Regions from separate parts of the Mus musculus genome. Here region 2 is linked to region 1. A link is a loop called in an ENCODE intact Hi-C map of the cell type or tissue named here. Cell type or tissue: heart. All regions are shown on one strand. Each heading gives the region's core, and the rest is flanking DNA. Links, peaks and the distances in the headings are about the cores only.

Region 1 (11,837 bases), core at 1,528-9,527:
CACTGGTTCACCACACTAGACCTCGGTGGTATCCATACTCTGGTCAGCCGTGGGCTCCCTACCTGGGGTGAACAGGCAGTGCGTAGCATCTCCCCAGAAGTTACACAGCAGATGTTGTGGTGGTTAATAGTGATCAACTCTATAGACACTGGCCAAGTCTGAGGGAGTCTCCAGATTAGACTGAGCAAGGACAAAGTCCTACCCCAAAAAAAGGATTGAGGAGGAGTCTGCCTCCTGCCTGCAGATATGCTGTGACATGTTCGTCATTAGGTACCTCCCCCACAGGGAGGAACTCTGCCTGCAATCGCTTCCTTCCTCAGTGGCCTCAGTCAGGTGCTAGGTGACAGCAAGAAGACAAGTGGATGAGACAGTAGCACAGCATCCTCATGACTGGACATGGTGCTATGTATCTGCAACCCAAAACCCAGGAGGCTAAAGCAGGGGGATTATGAGTTTGAGGCTAACCTGGGCTGATGATGACCCTGGTTCAATTCCCAGCACTCATACAATGGCTCACAACTACCCAGAACTCTAGTTTCAGGAGATCTGATGCCCTCTTCTGGTTACCCAGGTACATTTGGAGTACAATATACAGGCAAAACACTCATAAAGTTTTCATAAAAACAAACAAACAAAACCACCTTACTGAAGCCTCCAGCATCCAACTCTCACCCACAGGAAAGTACTTGAGGGCATCAGGGAGCCTAAGCGCCCGGGCAGGTTCAGACCCAGGAAGGACCCCAACCACCTGGCTTCAGGGCTTTTTGCCATCCTCCTGTGTTCAGGATTTCTTTTAGGTAACTAAGAAAAGCAGGTGAGGGGCTGGAGAGATGGTTCAGTGGTTAAGAGCACTGACTGCTCTTCCAGAGGTCCTGAGTTTAATTCCCAGCAACCACATGGTGGCTCACAACCATCTGTAATGGGATCTGATGCCCTCTTTTTTCTGGTGTGTCTGAAGATAGCTAGTGTACTCATATAAATAAAATAAAACAGACATCCCACATCCTAAGCAGACTCTAAACTTAAGAGAGGGGACACTCCCAACTCAGTTCTTAGGAAGCAGAGCTCAGTGACAGGGTCTGGCACTGGGAAAGTAAAAGTGTGACCCATGCCTGATGCAGAGTCCTGAATTCTGCCCGCACAGCAGATACTCCATCCTGTCATTCCAGTGCGCTGGCTACCCCGTACTGAGTCTGTGGACCAACATGGTTCCCTTGTGGAAGCATCAATTCCCTGCCAAAGAAACCAGCTAACAGTGGACTGGGGAGACAGTAAATCTTGACAAGCAAGCCAGAGAATCTGAGTTTGATCTCCCAATACCCATAAATATCCGACTGTGGTGGTGTATACCGGTGAGCCCTGTCACTTCATCTAGTCACAGGTTCCAGGTTCCTATCAGTATGAAAGGAAGTGCTGGGCACTGAGAGGTGACACCTGAGGATGATCTCTAGATGCCACAGGCACAACAAAGTAAGCCACATGAGGCTATAGCATAGGTGTGGGCACTCAGGGTGTGGGCACACAGGGTGGCCTCACAGCAGGAGCAGGCAGGCAGGCAGGCAGGCAGGCAGGGAGGTAGCAAGAGCAGCTCATCAAGGCTGCTTTGGATGTTTTGTGATCTGAGGGCTGAAAACCCAACAAAGTCCAGGGTGTTTCCTACACCTCGCTAATGTCCTAACTATTCACCATCCACATCACACAGCCTGCCAGTCACCATGGTATGGCCTCCAGTTGTCCCTGGAGAGCTGCCAGCATTTCCCATGGCCCCAGCAACGCAGACAGGTGCAGATCTGGACAGGGTGGTGACACCCAACAGCTGAACACACTGTCTGCCCTGTCTTTTAAGTGGCCAGTGACCATCCAGCACAAGCCACTCTGCCCAGGCAGGTGCTCCCTATCCCCAAAAGAGATGGTGGCCAGACAAGTTGCAAAGGACAGGCAACTCAACTAGGCATGGTCCACACTGCCAGGACCCAGCTTTCGGCTGCACGGCCTTCAGCCCTAACCACTTGCCTACAGGGCAAGCAAGGGGAACTAGGAAAGAGGGTCAAGAGCAAGGACAAGCAGGAGCCCCCACCTAGTGGACTCAGAGAGCACAGGCACAGCTGACCACTCATGACCTGCAACTAGCAAAGAGCAACCAAATGAGCCAGGCAGTGGTGGTACATGCCTTTAATCCCAGCAGAGGCAGGCAGATTTCTGAGTTTGAGGACAGCCTGGTCTACAAAGTGAATTCCAGGACAGCCAGGGCTACACAAAAAGTCTGTCTCGAAAAAAACAACAAAACAAAACAAAAACAAAAAACAACAAAACAAAACAAAACTTTGGGCCAGAGCAAGCAGGGACAATCAGAGCAAGCAGAGGTCCTAAATTCAATTCCCAGCAACCACATGATGGCTCACAACTTTCTGTACAGCTACAGTGTACACATATACATAAAGTAAATAAGTAAATCTTAAAAAAAAAAGAATGTTACCAGGCAGTGGTAGTGCACGCCTTTAATCCCAGCACCCGGGAGGCAGAGGCAGGCGGATTTCTGAGTTCGAGGCCAACTTGGTCTAAAAGTGAGTTCCAGGACACCCAGGGCTAGATGGGGGAAACACAATACAAGAAAACAAAACACCAACAAAAAGCAAGCATACAGAGGCATTCTCCTGGTGGTGAGGGCATCAGCTGGAGAGAGATCCATGCCTTCCACTACACCATACAGACAACATGGAAATGGAAGAGCCTCATCCCCACCGTATTCTGGGTTGGCTTTATCAACCTGTCTCATCTCAAAGTATATCTATGCACAAGCAAGTGGCAACAAGGCCCATGCACCCAGGGGGTTTACATGGGGTTTTAACCACACAAAGCCCCACAGGTAAGGCAGAGCAGGACAACCACAGTACACTTGAGGGGTGGGGGGCTTCAAAGCCATAGAGCCATAGAGCTAGCAGCAGGTCACCAGCAACTTCCTCAACTCTCCTATCAGCTGGTACTAAGATCATGCTACTTGAGGCTACAGAGATGGATCAGTAGCCAAAAGTACTTGGCTAGTCTTCCAGAGGACCTGGGTTCAATTTAACATAACAGCTCATAACTATCTCTAAGTCCTGTTCCAGGGGATCTGACACAGATGCACATGCAGGCAAAACAGCAATGTACGTTAAAAAAAATAAAAATTAAAAAAAATTATTGCGACTTCTCACAGTGGGGATGACAGGAGCCAAGGGCACAGGTCTCTGCAGCCTTGCCAGGAACGGAGGCACTACACTACCTGACGCCCTGGCATGCATCCACAGTATGGTACTGGAAGGAGAAAGCTCTGTGTGCAGACTGGAGGACAGGACCCCAGAGGCTTGCCTGGAAGGTTCCAGACACTTCACCGTGAGAGAGACAACAGGAGTGCAGTCTATTAAGCCCCTGCAGACAAAGGAGCCTTTCTGCCCGCACCAGCTGTTGCCCGCCAAGCTGCCCCTTCCAGGCTGTGGCTGAGTGGGGATCACACAAGCAGGTGCAGCAGCCCTAGGCTTTGCCCTGCAGGAGCCACTCAGGAAGTGGGGAACACCAGCACTCCCATGGAGATACCTGGCTTTGTATCCTGCCAGTCAAGCACCTTACTGCAGGGCAGTGTGTCAGTCTGCAGCTTTTGCCTCAGTTTCTCCTCCTGGTTTTTATCTTGTGTGTGTATATACATGTGCCACAGCATACACATGGAAGTCAGAGCAAACTTGTGAGAACTGAGTCTGCTTTCACCTTGTGGGTCCTGGGGCCTTCACCCTACCAACCAGTTTCCCTTATAAAACCAGGTTTTCCCATGCACTCCTAGCTGGTCTAGAAACAGAAGCAATCCTCCTTCCTCAGTCTCTCCAGCACTGCAATGAGAGGCATGTGTCTACTTGCCCAGACCAACTCCTGTCTTGAGGAACCGTGCAGGCTCCTTATATCACCCTAGTGTGTAGGAGCTCCCCAGTCCTGATGACCTCCAGTGTTGACTGTGTCCAGCATCACTAATTCATGGGGGGGGGGGTTTACTTCAGGATCTAGGGACCAATCTCTCTCAGCTGAACCTGCCTGGCTCTGCAAGCCACACCCCAACCTGGGTGTTGAGATGGCAGGAAGCCTAAAGCAGCAGGTGAGGGCTAGGAAGTCGCAGACAGAGCTCTGGGGCCCTCTGTCACAGGCAGAGAGAGCACACAGGCTTGCCATGTGTTACAAGGACTGCAGCTGACCCAAGCCAGGATGCAGGCCTGGGCAGCCTCCCAGACATGGTGGGCTTCCAAGAACCATTACCCTGAAGCCAAAGGAAGCCACTTGCCTTGGAGACCAGCAGACACCACCTGGAGGTGAGCAACCTCTGGCACCTCCACCTTGAGACAATGATTTCAAGCCAGGAATTTCCAAGCTCAGGCCTCTGAAGGAACACCTGATGCTGGGTGCCCAGGTTCCCCAGTGCAAGACTGACCTAAGACCACTCCTACAAAAAAGGCCAAGGAGGTCCTGAGAGGAGCCTAGGCCACCAGCCTGCCCTGCTCCACCCCTGGGTCCACACATCTGATCCTGGATATCTGTCCACCTTCCTTTCCTGTACGTACCACTCAAAGCAGTGCCCAGCTGGCAAAAACAAGAAGCTGCCAGCCTTTCCTGGGACAGGACCAGAGGCAAGGTCAGTTAGGCAGAGTGTGGCCAGTGCTGGTCCCAAAGATAAGGCCCCTTCTTGGAAGCCGGTAGGTGAAGTTTTCCAAGTTCCGCCAAGCCTAGCAGGCGATAAAGAGTCCCCACGGGCCAACGACGCCAACTACGCGCACGACACCGCAGGGACCTGCGCAAGCACTGGCCGGCTACCCCCCCCACCCCCTTCACCATTATTTTTGGCCCCACCGGTTCCCTCTAGCTGCGTAAACAAACTAGCCACCCGCCTGGCAACGCCCGCCAAAGAAGCCAGGCGCGACTTGCGCCAGGACCTGGCCCAAAGAGGGGGGCTGGAGGCGCAGTTGGCTGCACGACCTCCTGCTAGGACAGTCCTGCAGGCTGCCCTAACATACAGACCCCACGAGGTGACGCTCAGGGATAGATGGGGTAGATAAGGCAGTAAAAGGAAAGAGATGAAAAAGGAGGAAGGAAATGAGAAGAGAAAACGGTTAGAGGAAAGAGAAGAGCCAGAAAGTAGGAGGAAGGGCTGCCCAAGGAGCTCAAGGCAGCGCCCGCGTCGGCCCCAGGCCCTTGGCACCTACTTCTTGACGTTGGCCTCTCCATTGGGGATCCTGCGCAGCTTTTTCTTCTTGAGGATCTTGACCGCCCTGCGGCATAAGGTCTCGGAGTCCAGCACCTCCTTCACCTTGCCGTACGAGCCCTCCCCGAGCAGGTCCCCCATCAGGTACTTGCCGATGAGCTTGGCGCGTTTGCGGCGCGGCTGGTAGATTACCTCGGTGGAGTCGATGCGGTGGATGAAGGTGTCCATGCCCACCGACATCAGCTCGCCCTCGGAGAAAAGGCCCAACGGCTCGGGGTCCGCCACGTCCATCCTGGCCCACTCTTTGTCCTCGTCCCCTTCGGGAGCGCCAATTCTTTTCAAGTTCGAATTCCCCCCCCCCCACCCGCTTCTTCCAAATGTTCCAAGAAGGGGAAAAAAGGAACGGGGAAAAACAGGAACGACCTCCACAACTCTCCCGGTCCCCACAACCGGGTCCACGTCCGCTTCCTGGGCGCCAATTCTTCACTTTTGATTTTCCCCTTTTCTTCTAGGTGCTCAGGGAGAAAAAAAATGAAAATAAGAATGAAAAAAAAAAAAGCAATGAGCCCCCCCAACCCTCGCGTCCCCCCAATTCGGGTCCCCGGGGACGCTGCTTCCGACGGAGGCGACGGTCCGCCGTCGCGGCGCGCGGGCCGCTAGGTCATGTTCGCCACTTGGGCCCCGCGCTCAGGGGCCCAGGCGGCCGCGTCGAGGCCGGTCCGCGCCGTCCATGTCCGGCCCGCGCCGAAGCCGCGCGCGGCCCCTTAGTTCTACGACTTCTCGGGGCGCAGACTCCACCCGGACGCGGGACACCGGGACACCCGCAAGTCGCGGACACGAAATCCGGACAGGAAATCTTCCGGGGACCGAGGGGGGAAAAAAACCACCCCAGGCGGCGCGTCCCCCTCGCCGCCTAGCCGCCGCGCGACAGGCAGGAGGCCGGAGCGGCGAGGGGGGAATCGAACTCCAGGCAGAAAGATGCTGCCCGCGAGAGACAACTCCACGCCGGCGCCGCCCTCGGCGACTCGCGCCTCACTCGCGGACGCCGTGAGCCGCCTCCCCTTTCCTAGACCGACACGCCGCCGCCATCTTGTTTACCGCCCTGCGCCGCGCCGTCGTCGCACGTCGCAACGGTGGACACGCCCCCTCGCGGAGCCGACGTGCGCGGCAGTTGGCTGTAGCTTTAGGCCCCACCTTTCGGACCCGCCTCAATCGCCAACGAGGATTGGGCTATTTGGATCTAGGTGGGCGCCCGAGCTGACATTGGACAGTTCGGGTTCCATCTGAGAAGGCGTGATCTAAATTCTCATTGGTTGTCTGAGACGCCCGTCAATGGGAGTAAGCAAGCGACTGTAAGGGAGCGGCCGTGGGCTGTGGCTTCAAGCCCCGCCCCTCAGTGGTTGGCCCTGGTGTGTGGGGGCGGGACTTTATTTGCCAGTGGCTGTCGCAGACGCCCGTCAGCAAGCGCGACGGGCCAGCGAAACCTCTGGGCTGGCTGTGGTGACCTCGGAGTTTCGGGCCTCCGGTTAGAGTTCACGCGCGTCAACGTCCTCCGGGGAACGGCCGCGACTGGAGGCATGGGGGAGGGTGGAGAGAGAGGCTCGTGGATCCCTAAAGAGATCCAGCCCAGGCTTGCTCTTAACGGCCTTGGGGGAGGGGTCAAAGGTCAAAAAGTAGCCCAAAGTCGACACTCCCGAACCTGAAGCCTTAATGTAGCGCCTCTGAGATCCATGGCATAGAGAGGAGCGTTTCCTGTGCAAAATAAGAGCAGCTGGGCTGGTGAGATGGCTCAGAGGTTGCGGGCGATTGACGTCAAATCTGACTTCATGAGTTCGATCCCCGTAAGTTCACAAGGTGGCTAGAGTGAAATGCCTCCCTCAGGCTGTCTCTGAACCTAGGGACTCCGTGGTAGGCGCGCGCGCGCACACACACAACACAGAATTTTAAATAACAGTTATCAAAAAAGGTGGCTGGGTAAGACGTCGCCGCTGGCCTCAACTCACCTGCTGCAGTGTTTTTGGGTGGTTAATCTAATTATTTTTATCTGTGCCCTTTTTTAACTGCACGAATAAAAAATAAGGGTTGGAGTATGATTGAGGGACGAGTGCTCACCCTGCCTGACTCCCTCTACACACAAGTTTACGCACAGGCCGGTTACAAGGTCCATAGATCCGTGAGTCTATGGTTCCCTCCGAGGCCACTAGGGGGCGGGGTGTACTGCCAGGAGAGTCCTGGGGGAGGGAGAGACCTAGACTCCAGGAAAGGTGGGAAAAGTGCTTGCTCTACATGTGTTCAGCCTTCAGGACTTAAAAGGAGGAGAGAACTGACTTATGCAAGCACATAAATTAAGAAAAAAGATCAGAGAAACAGACGTGAAGACAGAAATCCAGGGAAAACACAGACTAGACAAACAGAGTCAGGCTGGATGGAGGGACAGGTCAGGGGTGAAGAGCACTGGCTGCTCTCCTGAGCACACAGGTTTGCTGGCCAGCACCCACATCACACAGGGAGACTCTGGAGTTTCACCTCCATTTCATTGCTCTGACATTGCCTTAAACTATGGCAGTGATAAGGAAGTCTCCTCCTCCACCTCCACCCTTCCCCTGACAGACTCCAAGGACAGATCCAGAAAGAGTCAGGGGCAATAGACAACATTCTGTTTCTACCCGATCTGTACCTGAGCTCCCCCAGTGTGACAGCCTCTCATGTCCCCAAGACATTACCCTGAATTCTCTGACGGGAAGAGTTATCACTCTGGTGAGAACTCTGGGTCAGAGATATAGTTAGAAGTATTTAGAGATTTATCATATTTACCTGTGTGTATGTCTGTCACATTCAGGACCCCACTGAGGCCTCAGATACCTTGGAAATGGTGTTGCAAATAGTTGTGACCAGGCATGTGAGAGTGCTGAGAACCAAAACTGTGACTTCCAGTAGAGCAGCTACTTTGTAAATTTGGGAACTCAGTACCACTTCAATAACATGAATTATCCCTGAGAGGCCGCAGATTCCAGACCATAGAAGCACAATGGGAATGGTGCCTGGGGTGGGGGGTGGGGTAGAAGCCACCAGGAGGGAAAACTTCAGACTAAAGATGAAGCCTGCAGCCAGGCTGTTTCCATCCCTGCTGCCACATACGTCACACTTACAGGAGGCTCAGGCGGTGGCAGGAAAGAGTTCACCCTCAACTACGTAGTGAGTTCCAGGCCAGCTTGGGCTACATAGTGCTACCATCTCTGTATTAGTCAGGGTTCCCTAGAGTCACTCAACTTATGGATAGTGTCTATACAGTAAGGGAATTTGTGATGATGACTTACAGTCTGCAGTCCAACTTTCCAACTACAGTCAGCTGTGAATGAAGTCCAAAGATCTAACAGTTGCTCGGTCCCACAGGCCAGTAGATTCCAACAGCTGTGCTGGCAAAGAAGAGGGAGTCTTCCTTCTTCCAATGTCCTTGTAGGTCTCTATCAGAAGGTGTGGCCCAGATTAAAGGTGTGTACCACCCGGCCTGGATCTGGGACTTGTTTTTTCCCAGGCTGACCTTGAACTCGGAGCTCTCCCTGTCTTAGTCTCCTGGGACTCATAGTCACTATGCCTCAAGATCTCCATGCCAAGATCCAGGTCAGAAACTTGTATCTTCCAGCCTCCAGATCAGGATCACAGGTGAGCCTTCCAATTCTGGATTGTAATTCATTCCAGATATAGTCAAGCTGACAACCAGGAATAGCCATTACAACCTCCAAAGAAGCAGAAAACATAAAAATAAAAATATCAAAACTAGGGTTGGTGAGATGGCTCAGTGGGTAAGAGCACTGACTGTTCTTTTAAGGTCCTAAGTTCAAACCCAGCAACCACATGGTGGCTCACAAACACCCATAATGAGATCTGATGCCCACTTCTAGTGTGTCTGAAGACAGCTACAGTGTACTTATGTATAATAATAAATCTTTGAGCCTGAAGGAGCAGAGTGGACTGGATCAAGCAGGGCCAACCAGAGCGAGCAGAGGTCCTAAAATTCAATTCCCAACAACTGCATGAAGGCTCACAACCATTTGTTCAGCTACAGTGTACTCATATACATAAAATAAATCTTTTTTAAAAATATCAAAACTAGGCCAGCAGTAGTCATTTATGTCTTTAATGCCAGCACTTGGGAGACAGAGGCAGAGACATGTGGATCTCTTTGAGTTTGAAGCCAGCCTGGGCTGTAGAGTGCAAGAGTGTCTCAAGAAGAAAAAAAAGGAAAAAACTCTAATAAATGTTTGGATAATTTGAGCCAAAACACCCCACCAGAAACTGTCCAGTGAAAACCTCTAAACTCACTGGGCAGTGGCGGCACATGACTTTAATCCCAGCACTCAGGAGGCAAAGCTCTTAAATTCAAGGCCAGTCTGATCTCCAGAGTGAATTCTAGGACAGCCAGGGCTACACAGAGAGACAAACAAAAACCATGTATGAAAGTCTCAATAAAATATCATATTAAAAATTGAGCCAGGCGTGGTGGCGCACGCCTTTAATCCCAGCACTGGGGAGGCAGAGGCAGGTGGATTTCTGATTTTCGAGGACAGCCTGGTCTACAAAGTGAGCTCCAGGACAGCCAGAGCTATGCAGAGAAACCCTGTCTCGAAAAAAAAAAAAATTGAGCCGGGCATGGTGGCACATGCCTTTAATCCCAGCACTCGGGAGGCAGAGGGAGGCGAATTTCTGAGTTGGAGGCCAGTCTGTTCTACAAAGTGAGTTCCAGAACAGCCAGGGCTACACAGAGAAACCCTGTCTTGAAAAAACAAAAAACAAAAAACAAAAAAACAAAAAAAGGCGGGTGGTGGTGGCACATACTTTTAATTCCAGCACTTTCTCAATACAGAGAAACCCTGTCTCTCGAAAAAAAAAAAATGTGTTCGGGGCTGGAGAGATGGCTCAGTGGTTAAGAACACCGACTGCTCTTCTGAATGTCCTGAGTTCAAATCCCAGCAACCACATGGTGGCTCATAACCATCTGTAATGAGATCTGATGCCCTCTTCTGGTGTATCTGAGGACAGCTACAGTGTACTTACATATAATAATAAATAAATCTTTTTTAAAAAAATTGTGTTCGGTGTTGTCATGAAGCACTCTTTTTTTCCCCTTGCTTTTTCAAGACAGGGTTTCTCTGAGTAGCCCTGGCTGTCCTAGAACTCACTCTGTAGACCAGGCTGGCCTTGAACTCTCAAGAGATCCACCTGTCTCTCCCTACTGAGTGCTGGGATTAAAGGTGTGTACCACCACATCTGGCTATAGTGCACACTTTTAATTCCATCAATGGTGAGGCAGAAGCCGGTGGGTCTCTGTGAATTTAGGGTGACTCACAACTGCCTTTAACTCCAGCTTGAAGTGGGGTGTGGCTCTGACTCCCTCTCCTCACCTCCACCATCAGTTGCCCACACATCATGTGCACTGTCTTTGATGTTCAAGTCCATCAAAACAAAGGGTTTATGGGGCTGGAGAGGAGGCTCAGGGGGTGCAACACCAGCTGCTGGATCCAGGTCCAGTTCAGGGCACCAGCATGATGGTTCACAACCATGCCTCTAGTCCCAGGGGATCGACACCCTCTTGGTTACCTCATAACTGCATGCCAGTGGTGCACACACATGCTAGCCAAAACCATCATAGATATGAAAGAAGATAAATAGGATTTCAACAAGTCAAAATGGTCAGGATACGCTGGGCGGTGGTGGCACATGCCTTTAATCCCAGCACTTGGAAGGCAGAGGCAGGAGGATTTCTGAGTTCAAGGTCAGCCTGGTCTACAGAGTCAGTTCCAGGACAGCCAGGGCTACACAGAGAAACCCTGTCTTGAAACCCACACACAGAAAGAAAGAAAGAAAGAAAGAAAGAAAGAAAGAAAGAAAGAAAGAAAGAAAGAAAGAAAGAAAGGAAGAAAGGAAGAAAGAGAGAGAGAAAATCCAAGGGGAAAGAACGAGTGCTTCAGGACGACACCGGACATAGTTTTTAATATGATATTTTATAGGTAAGATAGGTGTGGTAGCAGGATCAGATCAAGGTCATCCCACACTGCATGAAGAGCTGGACAGCTTTCAGTATGTGGCAAAGCTGTCTTACCTTGTGAGAGTGGGTACCCTGAGAACAGAGGCCTGAGGACCTTTCTCTCTGCCTGTGGCAGAGTGGGAGTCTGGGATAGGAGCCTCAGGGCTAAGTCCCCATCCTCCGGTGTGGCAAGCTGAAGGCTGGGAGAAGCCTGGGCTGGGAATTGACATAAGGAAAGTCCTGCTCCCCGTGTCCACAGCCAGCCTTCTGCCCCAGCCACCTGATGCAGAAGCTGGGGTCTCAGTCACCTGATAGGCATCCTTGCCCTGGTTTAATTTTACCTCTAAGAGCAGGACTTTCTCTTCTGGGCCTTTGAGGGTTCTGTCTTAAGGACCCCACCCTGCCCTGGCTATGAGCTGCTGCAGCAATCTTAGCACATGGGGCAGAGCCAAGGTCACTGGCCCAAGGAAGTCTTCCCTGACCTTCATGGCTGCTTCAGTGTTTGCTTGTTTGGAGTCAGGGTCTCCTCCAGTAGCCCAGGCTGGCCTTGAACTTGTTATGTGTAGTCAAGGATGACCTTAAACTTCCACCTCC
Region 2 (11,837 bases), core at 1,214-9,213, 49 kb before region 1:
TGGCTCACCTGGCATAGTAGTCTCTGGAGCCTCCATAACCCCCACTCCGGGACTCAAAGCGGCCACCTCCATAGCCCCGGTCTCCTCCTCCTGTAGATGATCGAGAACAGAGTCAGGGAGTCCCTACTCCTGCTGCAGTGCCACCACCAGCTGCCAAGGCACCCCAGCACTCACCTCTGGAGAACCCTCGGCCCCGGCTTCGTCCCCCACGGAAAAAGCCCCGGCCTCCAGCAGAGCCACCCCGGTATCCTCGGGACCGGTTGTCAGAAGACTTGCCAGCCTGGTCAACTCTGATCTGCCGCCCGTCCACAGACTGCAGGAGAAAGTTAGGGTCACTGTACCCGATTCCACACCAGACCTATCCAAGGTAAATTGGCTGACCTGATCCTCACCTTCCCATTCATAGCCATCATGGCGTCCTTAGCGTCATCGATATTTTCAAAGGTGACAAACCCAAAGCCTCGGGATCGCTGGGTCTCCCTGTCCTTTACCACCACCACTGCAGGAGAGAGACATTAGATGTGCCCAGTCAGCCCTCTGCCCCCCACCCCCACCCCCAAGTAGAAGCCGAGAACAATGATCCTGACCCAAGACTCACCTTCGGAGATCTGCCCATACTTGGAGAAGACCTGCTCCAGCGCCTGCTCGTTGGTGTCGAAGCTGAGTCCTCCCACGAAAAGCTTGCCTTCATCTGATGCCATGGCAGCCTATGCACACACCATAGATGTTTGCCTTAACCACCACCCCTTCCAGAAACTGAAGCCAAATAGCATATTTAAGAATATGCTTTTCAAAAAAAAAAAAAAAAAAAAAAAAAGAGTAACATATTTTATGTGCACTGGTGTTTTGTCTCCATATATGTCTCTGATGCTGTCAGATCTTGGGAGTTAGTTATGAGGTGCCATGTGGGTGTTGGGAATTGAACCTGGGTCTTCTGGCAGGCAGGCAGTGCTCTCAACCCCTGAGCCAACTCTTCAGCCCCCCACATTCTTTGCCTTTAAAAAATTGAGACAGTGTCTCCTTTTATAGTCCAGGATGGCCTTGGAACACCTGTAAGGATAAGTCACTGAAAGCTTTAAGGAGTTAAAGCTGCCTCTTCCCATCCCTTACCTACATATGTATGTATGTATGTATGTATGTATGTATGTATGTATGTATGTATATAAATAAAAGTAACCCACAGCTGGACATGGTGGTATATGCCTTTGATCCCAACACTTGGGAGACAGAGGCAGGCAGATTTCTGTGAGTTTTGAGGCCAGCCTGGTCTGCAAAGAGAGTCCAGGATAACCAGGAGTACACAAAGAAACTGGGGGGGGGGGGCTAGGGGGGAAGCATGGGGGTGGGGGGAGAGGACCCCATGGTCTTACTGGGAAACCTCAGCTTCAAGTGGGGTTTCTTTCACACCTCTCATCCAGCCATTCAAGTCACCGAGATGGGAAGATCAATGAGAAAAAGGACACTGTGGATCAGTTTGAGAGACTGTTTCAAAACAAATACCCATCTCGCCTAGCCTGTGGGAGTTGGAGGCAAAGGAACAGAATCCAAAACCAAATACAATTGCACAGCAAGTTCAATACCCTTCTGGGCTACACAAGAGGGAACTCTTTTTGCTTTTATCATCCCAAAGGCATATGGAATACTTTGTCATACAGCTGAGGCTAACCTTAAATGATTCTAGGTCTTGATTACACCTGGCCAGAGAATCCCAAGGTTAGGATCAAAATGGCATGGTCACTTTGCAAATGTGTGTGGTTGGGGACAGAAATGATAGTGACTGCCTACCCTCACTAGCATAGAGTTGTTGGGCCAGAGAAACTTCACTACTGAAATACGCTTTTAGGGTACTGTCTGGAGGTGTGCCAGTTGTGGGATGCCTCGCTTACTCAGCCAAGGACTAGAGAAATGTTTTTGCACGATGGACTCAAGGGAGAAAGGAGGTTGGCCCAAGAGGCGTGGCTAGCGAAAGGGGCGTGGTATCTAGACAAAGTCATTATTGGCAACCGACAACTTGGAAAATAAGTCCACTATACCACGAAACCAGTCTACCTTGGGGGCAATAAACTTGGGGCACAAAAGGACAACATTCAAGCCTACATGTGCTTTTTTGTTCCCCACGTGGAACCACAAGGGAAGAGAAAACCGAGGTAGAGCCAGCTGGAGTAAAAGGGTCGCACGCGACACAGCTCCACATCTGCGGACAACCGGACTTTGGAGGTAGGAGCGCCCCGCCCCCGGAGCAGCGCATGCGCCAAGCGCGCACCCTGCGCCATTCCATCCGGGCACTCGGCAGTCCCGCCATTTCGCCGGCGAAGCTTTTCAAAGCATCGCGGCGGCCATTTTACAAAAAAAAAAAAAAAAAAAAAAGCCCACCGTTAAGGTCGGCCTCGGCCCGGGGATGACGCGCGGTGGAGGACGCCCTCCGACAAGCGTGAGGCCCCAGTGTCCCGCTGCCCGCCTCGCCGCCGGCGGGGCGGACTCCAACCCGGGCCCGCCCCCAAGTCCCAGGGGCGTGCCGCTGCGGCTCCGCCTCGCCCGAGAGTCACAGGCCGCCCGCCGCCCCGGGCCCCTCAGAGCCGGTGCCGCCAGAGCCCTCACCGCTGAGTCGGGCAGGTCCCTGACGCGAGCGGGAAGACAGCGCGCCACACACACCCAAGCTTCCTAAGGCGCGAGTGCGAGGGGGAGCGCAAGAGTCCCGCCTGATATACTCCACTCCTGGAGCCACGCCCCTTAACCCGCCCACCACGCCGCGCTGACCAATCCGACGCCTTAGATTCGGCATCTGCGCCTCGGTGGAGGGGCGGGACTCCGTTGGCTTTGCCCTAGTCCGCGCGGAGGCGCTGAGTGTTTTGATTGGCTGGAATCTTTCCTGGCCGCATTTTTCCCCCCCACCCCCCGCCCGCTAGCGACTAGGAGGCGGGGACAGCTGATTTGGAGGCGGAGCTGACCCACTTCCGCGTTCCCGACCCGTTTGTCCTGCGGCGGGGAACAAAGAGCTTTTGCTACCTCAATGAGACTCCCAAATATGGCTCCAACCTTGACTCATCGACTCAACACTTTTATGTTCTTTTTTTTCTTTTAATATTTAATTACAGTTATTTAACTGAGGCGCATTTGTGAAGCCAGAAGACAGATGGAGTCTCTCCTTCCATCATGTAGGTCCTAAGGATCATACTCAGGATTAGCCACAAGCAGCTTTATCCACTGAGTCATCTTGCTTGCCCCTCTTCTCCGTTCTTGCTCATGAAACCAAAACCACCGAATTACTCTAGTCCAAAAGTACCTCCCAATACAACTGCTGCCTAACAGTTCTTTGGACCCCAAGGACACTCCATAAGATCAGCCCTAAAATTTCCATCCCAGTATTAATCACAATGTCAAGATTTTCTCTAGATTTCCTGCACCCAACTCAGTTTTCCTACAAATCTCAACCTGCTGTATAACGACCATTTGAACCCTGATTTCTGCCCATCTCCAACCAGGTGTACATTACCACACAGATGGCAAAACACCACTCTTTTCAATGTGTACCTGCATTTTCTAGAAGAGACCCCAGAGTCTCAAGCATGCCATGGAAGGATTTCTATCCTTGAGCCACACCCCTAACCCCTCACTGCAGAATTCTAAGTAGTGGCTAAACCAAGCTACATCCTTAGCCTTCTTAAACACACACACCACAGAGAACAAAACAAAAAAGTGTATTTTAATTTTATGTATATGGGTGTTTGCCTGAATGTCTATGCAGCACTTGCCTATCTTGCGCTGACAAAGACCAGAAGAGAGTGCTGGATCCTTTGGATGCAGAGGTCCAGACAGCTGTGAACCTTTATGTGGATTCTGAGAATTGAACCCACGTCCTCTGCAAGAGCCCTTTACCACTAGGCCATTTGATCCTTTGAGACAACCTACATTTTTCAATCTATCCTTGAAATCCGTAGGCTCACATCCCAAGTAGCTGTGATAACAGACCCATGTCTCCAGGCTACATTTTCTTCTCCCTCCACTGTGGTTTTGAGAGTCCTGAGTCCTGAGTAGCCTATGTAAGGATCCTTTTTTTTTTTTTTTTTTTTTTTTTGGTTTTTCAAGACAGGGTTTCTCTGTATAGCCCTGGCTGTCCTGGAACTCACTTTGTAGACCAGGCTGGCCTCAAACTCAGAAATCCACCTGCCTCTGCCTCCCTAGTGCTGGGATTAAAGGCGTGCGCCACCACGCCCGGTTTTATGTAAGGATCCTAACTAACCCCCATCTAAGGCAGTTCACCTCTCACTTCAATGGCTTCTGCTTAATATATGGCCTGAGGAACAAGCCAGTGCAGACATCTCCCTAGATATCAGTGATAGGAAATCCACACTTCAGCACTGCCCCTTGGAGAGAGTACAGTCTGGTGACTTGAGAACTGAGACATCCCAACCCTGCTTTAAGCCTCAGACTCACTGACCTTCAGATGAAGTTGGTCGAGGTGACCCAGCTGTCACCAGGAGAAGAATGCCAGGACCCCTCAGGGATTCGATGCTCCCCTCCCCCTAGACAGCAGCTGGTGACTCATGGCCACCCCCTCTGCACTTCGCTCTCTGCACGCAGCCCTCCTATCCCCGTCAGAGCAGCCTGCTGCGTCAGCCACTCACGCAAGGAGGTTATTAAAAAGAGCTGAGAGACCAAGATGCCTTCCCTCCCTCAATGTGCGCAATCCAGGAGGGGAGGGGATCGTGCCTTGCAGGGACCGCTGGACCACAAGCCAGCAGAGCCAGAAGCAACAGTCCTACAATGTGCCCACAGGAGGGAAAATTGGATCCCTGTAATCCCAGCTCCCAGGATCATGCTGGGCCCCTAGCCTGGCTCACATTCTGGCACCTTCCAGTTCCTGGTTTTGAGAATTGCCGTACTCAGTCTTTGATTCATTCATTCATTCATTCAACCAGCACCCACTTACTAAGCTTACTACTAACCGGCTCATTTGGGCCGGGCTCCACCATTACCCATAGCCATTTTCGAGCCCCAGAAAAGCGTGAAAATGTCTGACCCATGGATACGGCTTCAGGGTGCATTTTCTTTCGCCTTTGGTGTACTTGTGTCTAAAGCGTGTCCCGTGTACTTACCTGTGACCACGTGGACAGGTGGCTTAGCTTGCCACCATGACCCTTTGTTTCTTTTGGTGGGCTTTAAAGGAGTCTGAAACTCTCTCTTACACACACCTCATATCCACCAACGCTGTGAATCCCTGAACCACGGGCAAATCCCAAATAGTGCTCTCTGCCCGATAAGGACAGGAGAGGGCGCTACAGCCTCGGCTGGAGTGTTCAGGACTCATGTCCCACCTCTTTCCAGGCGGCCACCAGCTGCTTGGCCAGGCTATGGCCACTAGACGTCGCCATCGTGGACAGTTATCACTGACGGAAACCAGAGCTGTCAGTGTCAGTGCTGGTTTACCTTCGCTGTGCCCAGCTCGGTGGTAGCTGGACTGCACGCTCGAGGTTTGCTCCTGCGCGTCTGGGCAGAGCAGTTGGCCCAGTGTCGCCCATCGGGACACTAGTACTACTCCCAAAGGGATCCCATGTGTCTTGTATAAATCCGAGAGGGGGGCAGGGTGTCAGCTGCACCCCTAGAAGGCGAGTCCAGTCAGTCCTGATCTCGGGCTTACCCTGCACCCCACTCCGCTGCTGGGCGTCGCTATAGAGACGACGAGGGGTGACGCCTCCACCTCCCCATCCCCGGTTCTCCGTCCGCCCGCCGGGTCCTCCCGGACCCAGGCTAATGACCGGGCGGGAGATGGTAATAAGCGTCTGGGTTGGGGACGGGCGTGGCCCGGGATGAAAGGCGCGTTGGGGGGGGGGCACCCCGGGGCCCGGTAATTACCGCCCCCTTCTCGGCCGGGCGGGGGCCGGGGACACTGCACCTGGCCTCTGCCCGGCGGGGGCGCACAAGTGGGACCGTGATGGCAAAGCCTGGAACCCGCCCAGTTAGCTATCCCAGTTAGTTATCCTCTGGGACCAGAGCCAGGGTGGAAGATGCAGCCTATGCATGTGTGGCCAGGTGTGGCGCACATGTGTGCACGTGGGCAGAAGACCCGGAGGGACATAGATGGAAATGTAAGGATTCAGAGAAAACATCTGGATCCTGTGGACAGAGGAAATGGGTTTGTTAAATATGTGTGAAGAGGACACAGTCACCTTTGCATGACTGACCTGTTTTCCCTAAGGACAGGATGGGTGGGCAGGGTGCTGTGACGCCAACATACACGAACACAACCTGGATGTAGATGCAGGGTTAGGTGTACGTGACTGGGTGGGCCAGCACCCACGGAGGTAATGTAGCCATCTATGCCTGTGACTCACGTTCCTGGGTGGGCACAACAGAGAGCTGTGTCAGAGGCACCTGGGCTCTCCCTATTAGTGAGTCCAGAATCACCTGTAAGGGTTAAGCTTGCCTTTCTGCTACAGAGTGGGCTCTGATTTCTCTGCCACTCAAAGAGACTGCATTCTGCTTCTGGAAGGGGTCTGCAGCCAGGGCGGGCTAGGCTCAAGTTCCTGTGACTCATCCCTCCTGCAGCCCTGAGTCACACCCCAGGAATGGAAATAGGAAAGCCTGGGAGGGCCAGGCCCTGCAGGCTCTTGCCCAGACCTGGGCCTTGAGCGGCAGAGGGACGCCTCAGACAGCACACACATCCTATGACATGCCACGCCATACACATGCACATCCACGCCCTCTGCAGCAGACTTGTTGGGCTCACAGTCACAGACTCGACATGCTTTTGGTATCTGATAGATCCCGTGGAAGGTCCTCACGGGTTTCCTATACCTGCTTAACTTAACTGCCTTTTTTTTTTTTTTTTTTTTTTTTTTTTTTTTGGGTTTTTCAAGACAGGATTTCTCTGTGCAGCCCTGGCTGTCCTGGAACTCACTCTGTAGACGACCAGGCTGGCCTCGAACTCAGAAATCCGCCTGCCTCTGCCTCCTGAGTGCTGGGATTAAAGGCATGCGCCACCACACCCGGCTACTTGCCTGCCTTTAATAAATGTCTGGGACTGGAAAACAGTGCACTGAAGCCAGGTCAGGGCTGTAGGAGCAGGAACATGCACTCATTCTAAAGGCACAAGGACTGTATCAGATGTCAAAAAACCACCAGCAACCCTACAGTGATGCCCAGCAAGCCCTGGAAGCTAGGTTCATCAGCCTGGGAACTGACCTATTTGGGTTCCTAAAACTAGTGGAAGGGAGGGGTTGGAAGGCATCTACCCCAAAGGGTTCTCAAATGCTGCTAAGCAAGGGCCACCTCCACCCCATCACCCCTGGGGCAGGAAGAGCCACCCCTCTTCCATCCTGTCCACTCACAGTATGCCCCCTCAAACACATATCTAACAGTAGTGTGGCCTTCCATGTAGGGGTAACACACTAACAGGCTCCCTGGAAACAGAGGTAAGCAAAGACGCTTCTGCCTCGGGCTGGTGGTTTGCAGCACTTCCTCTGCACTTAGCTGCATAGGGACAGTCACATGTGTGCACAAATCCCCAGGTCACCAAGCATCTGTCCACCTCATGGTGCCTGGAGGGTCCCCATGCAAGCGGACACCCTGGAACACCTGTCCACCCAGGTGCAGAGGGTCAGCTGTAGCCCACAGGCCCAGCTGTCTGGGTAGGCGGCACCCAGGCACCTCCCTGACCCCATTGCTTCATCTGAGAAGTGAGTGGGATCTGGGGAGCCTCCAGGGTCTGATGGGGACTAGGTCAAGGGCGGCAGCTGGGTTGCCTCCTCCTCTGCGATGTCTTCTCTGGCTGCCAACTCTTGAGCTGACACCTAACTGCCCCAATTTGTGCGGATTTCCAAGATTCTGCAAATTTCTTCCTTTTTGTCCCTGTGAGACAGGGCCTCGAGAAGGCCATGTGTAGCGGACAGTGACCTAGAACTCTGATCCTCCTGTCTCTGCCTCTCTAGTGCTGGGATGACAAGATAATAGTCACTTTCTTAGGGCACATCTGTCTCCAGCAAACACATTTCCCACCAGTCCGACCAGAGGCAGTGCAAGGAGACCCCGACTTCTCCTTGGCTGGCCTGTGGTTGTGTTTGAAGGAGGAGGCTGCCTTCAGACCTGGGTGTAAATATCCCAACTCTTGGGGCAAGAGCAATATACCAGCAGTCAAAAGCACTGGCTGCTCTTTGGGGATGGGGGGGTTCCAGTGGACTCCCAGCACCCACACAATAACTTACAACCATTTGTAAGTGCAGTCCTAGGGGATTCAACCCAAGTCCTCTTGTGGCTTGCCAGCCCGAAGCCATGAACATGGTGCACATACTTATTCTCACACAAAGCACTCATACACAGGAAAGAAGTCAATTTAAAACAACAAACATAAACATATGCTGACTCTTCTTCCTTTTTTTCCTGTGGGGAACACAGAACGTCAGGCATGCTAGACTAGCCCTTACCACAAAGTTATGTACCCAGCCTGCCCAGCTGTGGGTGTGGGTGTGTGTGGGTTGCATATCATTCACTAAATTGCCCAGGCTGACCTTGAACTAGCAATCTCCAACCTCATCTTCATCTAGGAACACTCACTAGGACATGTATGACCCTGGATGCTCAAGAACCAAAGTGTGGGGTATGGATGAGTTACATGGGGTGTTGTGCAATGGGAACCAGGCCCAAAGTCCTCAGTAAATGCTCCTGGCCTGTGCAGCTGCACTGAGTGTCTGGAGGCCTCTTGGTTAGTGGTGTTCTGCTTCAGTACTGTGGGGCATGACAGCTGTCTGCGGCTGCCTGCTGGGGTGAAGGCTGAGCTCCTTCTTCCATAAGGGCCTGTTCCGCCCACATTCCAGAAGGGTTAGGGGCACCATCTCCTGTTCCCCCACACACACACTCCCTGCCTGTTCTCAGAGGACCTCTGACCTACCTCCCTATCCGTCCCCTGGACACCCAAAGCAGCAGCTGGCCCCACGTCTGTGGGCGGGGGAGGAGGTTGGAATGTGAGGGGGGGAGGGTGAAGAAGGGGGCGGAAGTGGGGGAGGGGAGGGGTGGGACAGCCAGTGAAAAGACGAAAATAGAGGGGCTTGGATGGAGACAGAAATAGAAAAAAAACCTTGAAGGGACCAAGCCAAGGAACCAGCCAGCCTTGCCCTGGAGGAGCAGCGAGTCTTGCAGGTGACAGCCTTCCTCCTCCACCTGGCAGGCTGAGCGGCTCACCTGCCCCGCGTGACACCGGGGAGGACTAGGTGGCCGTGGGTGGGGCTGGAATCAGACTCCTGGGAAGATCTCCACGCCCAGCCGTCGCCGGCAAAGCCTCCTTCCCAAGGCCCGGCAGGAGGGTGGAGCTGTTTGGGGCCCCACGGGGGCGGCTGTGCCCTGCGGGTACCATCTCTGGCCTCCTCCACGGGTTCTGCTCCTCCTAGCTGCCCACGCGGAGCCACCTCCAGACCTCTGACATCTCAGAACTTACTGCCAGGTCCCCAGGTCCCGACTGGAAAGTGGCCACTCCTCCCCCCAGGGGACTCCAGACTCTGGCAGGAAGCCATGACCCGTAGTGACCTCTTTCTGCCCGCCCCCGGCTGCCTGGTCACAGAGACCTGCCCATCTGCGAGGTTATCCTCTTGCGGCTTTGGCAAACACCACCATTCCTTGTCGCCAGCCTCTACTCTCGTCTTCTCACCCTAGGCCAGCCTGGGCATAAGCACCGACTGGTTTTGACCTTGCACTCATCCTTCTACCTCAGCCTCTTGAGTATTGAGATGACACTTGTGCGCCACCCACCTCTCCCTGACTTCTTTATGGAGACCACGGGCAAAGACAGCTGATGATGACCTGGTGTCCCTGGCCGGGGGTCGTTCTCTGATCATCCAAAGTGCGAGCATGCATTTTAAAATCTTTGCCCTCCCCATCCTCCATCCCTTCCATCAGCCCTCGCAGCTTATTCCGGATGATTGGAATTTCGTGCAGTGCAAACCTGTTCTACTGTTTCTGCCTCCACCTCCCAAAGGGTGATTATAACCAGGGTCATGGCCAGGAGCACCACCCCCATCTACTCAAGTCTAGACTTGGGGGATCTCCTTCAAGGCCCTTACCAGCTTTTCTTTTTTCCTATCTCGTTAACCCCTTCATAGCTTGACCTGAATGCAGCCGCAACACACCCTATCTCTCTTCCAACAACACATGGCAAACTCCTATTCGTCCCGCAAAGCCCCCTCCTACTGGTTGCCTTCCATCCTCAAGTCCTCCCAAGAGGCAGGGAACTGTAGGGGAACGGGGGAAGGTCAGTCAACTGGAAGTAGAAGCGGCAGGAAATGCCAGTGTGCAAAGCGGGGGTGCTCGTGGCACGCCTGTGCTGGGGGGTCCACGTGCGACGCCCCCAGTGACGCCCCCTCTTCCGTCCCCGCCCAGTAGCAGCCGTCAAGCCTGCGTTGCGAATCCCGCCCCCAAGTTTGCATACACGCGGGCAGTGGGGCGGGGCCCCTGCGCCTCCGCGCTCGCGCATTCGGCTTTGCCAGGCTAAAGTCCCGCCTCCAGAAGGCAACCTCGAGCTATTGGTACTTCTAGAAGACGGAAAGGAGGTTTCACCAATGAGCCCTTTCCCATGGGGGCGGAGCCTGGGCCGAAGCTCAGGCGGGGGCGGACGGGACGCCCTCCCCTCGATGACGTCGGGAGCCCCTCCTGGCGCGTTGCCCTGACAACCGCGTTTCCATCTCATCGGGTTTCCGGGGAGCGGTCCCCTCCCATTCAGCTTTTTCCTCAATGGGGTGTTGTGGGGGGAGCGGAAGGAAGTGAAGGCCTACCCCGCCCCTCTGCGATCTCAGCAACCATTGCTGTCTGAGCCTCAGTTTCTTTCTTTCTGCCGTACGCACTGGGCCTCCGCCTTGGGTCTAGGGTGATTGTACCCTGGGGTTGTTGGTCCATACGCGCTGTGCAGGAAGCACTGTGGTCTGGGAGTTTCAGACCCTCACAAGGTTGTCACATTAGACTCCCCAACACATGTGCACCTTTAGGACGTCATCTCAAGGGCCAGACCTGAGGTGCCCTGGGACATCTCTCATCGCTATGCTAGTGGACTTGGTTGGCAGATTCCTGCCTGGCTGGTGATGCAGGCGCCTCGCCTCCTACCTGGTCCCTCAAGTAGCTCTGAGCTACAAGGAGCAGCTGCCCCTCCCCCAAGCCTGACACACGGGTACTTCCCACCCTCACCTACGTCCTGTGCCCTCAGATGTCCCCAAACATTTGAGCCCAATGACCATGAACTCTCCAGGGATCAGGACATCCGCCTTCCTAGTGTGGGCGGGCGCGGGACGATTTGGGGGTTACTTGGCGGAGGGAGGGGCAGCAAACCCTTCAGTAGTTGTTCCAAGCCACCCTTGGGGAAGGCAGCTTTTCTCTCCCAGTGAGGCTCAGGGCAAGGACTAGCTTCCAACCACAGGCCTAAACCACCAGGCCCAGAGCTGTGTTGGGGGCCAGGGGGCTCAGTTTTCTGGGCTGGAAAATGGGAGTGTAATTACTTGTGACTGTGGGCCTGGGAAAGCACTGAACAAGAGAATTAACAGTCTGATAGATATAGGGCCGTGAGGAACACCAGGTCGGCTTGCCAATGGGGGCAGGAAAAGGTGGGCGTCCACCTTGGCAAGTTCCCAGGTGTAACCAGAGATTGTTGTGCCCAGATGGGGCATGGCTGGAGCAAAGGCCTGGAAGGTGCATGATCCTTATGGGTGGAATGCGCAGGTGTGGCCACCGAGAGGAGAGGCAGGTCACAAGAGGCTGGTGAGGTCTAGCTCCCTGAGAACCTCAAGTCACAGTGCTGACTCCCTTTGCCTGGCGTGCGACTCTCACAGGCACTTCCCAGTTTCTGGGCTGGAGCAACACCTCCC

Evidence for each region. Hi-C counts contacts between places; a loop is a spot of excess contacts. Peaks named below come from ENCODE experiments on the same cell type or tissue, not always from the same donor. Only the 100,000 strongest peaks of a DNase experiment are listed, where the experiment ranks them.
Region 2: a loop joins it to region 1, with 6 times the contacts of the local background. A loop is called at or near these places in 2 of 42 quality-filtered maps.

Annotation. Positions count from the first base shown.
Region 1 is chr10:80,110,290-80,122,126 of GRCm38, reverse strand. It overlaps Stk11 (serine/threonine kinase 11), which reads right to left and starts at 6,332. Exons shown (of 10, transcript NM_011492.5): 1 at 5,220-6,332. The coding sequence starts at 5,509. In heart, for the core only: CTCF peaks have their summits at 4,903 and 6,399; DNase peaks (open chromatin) are centred at 4,241, 4,796, 6,536, 7,406 and 3 weaker places; H3K4me3 peaks cover 5,243 bases; H3K27ac peaks cover 3,697 bases.
Region 2 is chr10:80,158,678-80,170,514 of GRCm38, reverse strand. Cirbp (cold inducible RNA binding protein) reads right to left here and starts at 2,676. Exons shown (of 7, transcript NM_007705.3): 1 at 2,599-2,676; 2 at 599-707; 3 at 393-499; 4 at 175-313; 5 at 9-90. The coding sequence starts at 701. In heart, for the core only: a CTCF peak has its summit at 5,301 (motif pointing right); DNase peaks (open chromatin) are centred at 1,974, 2,274, 2,754, 5,354 and 8 weaker places; H3K4me3 peaks cover 6,804 bases; H3K27ac peaks cover 7,870 bases.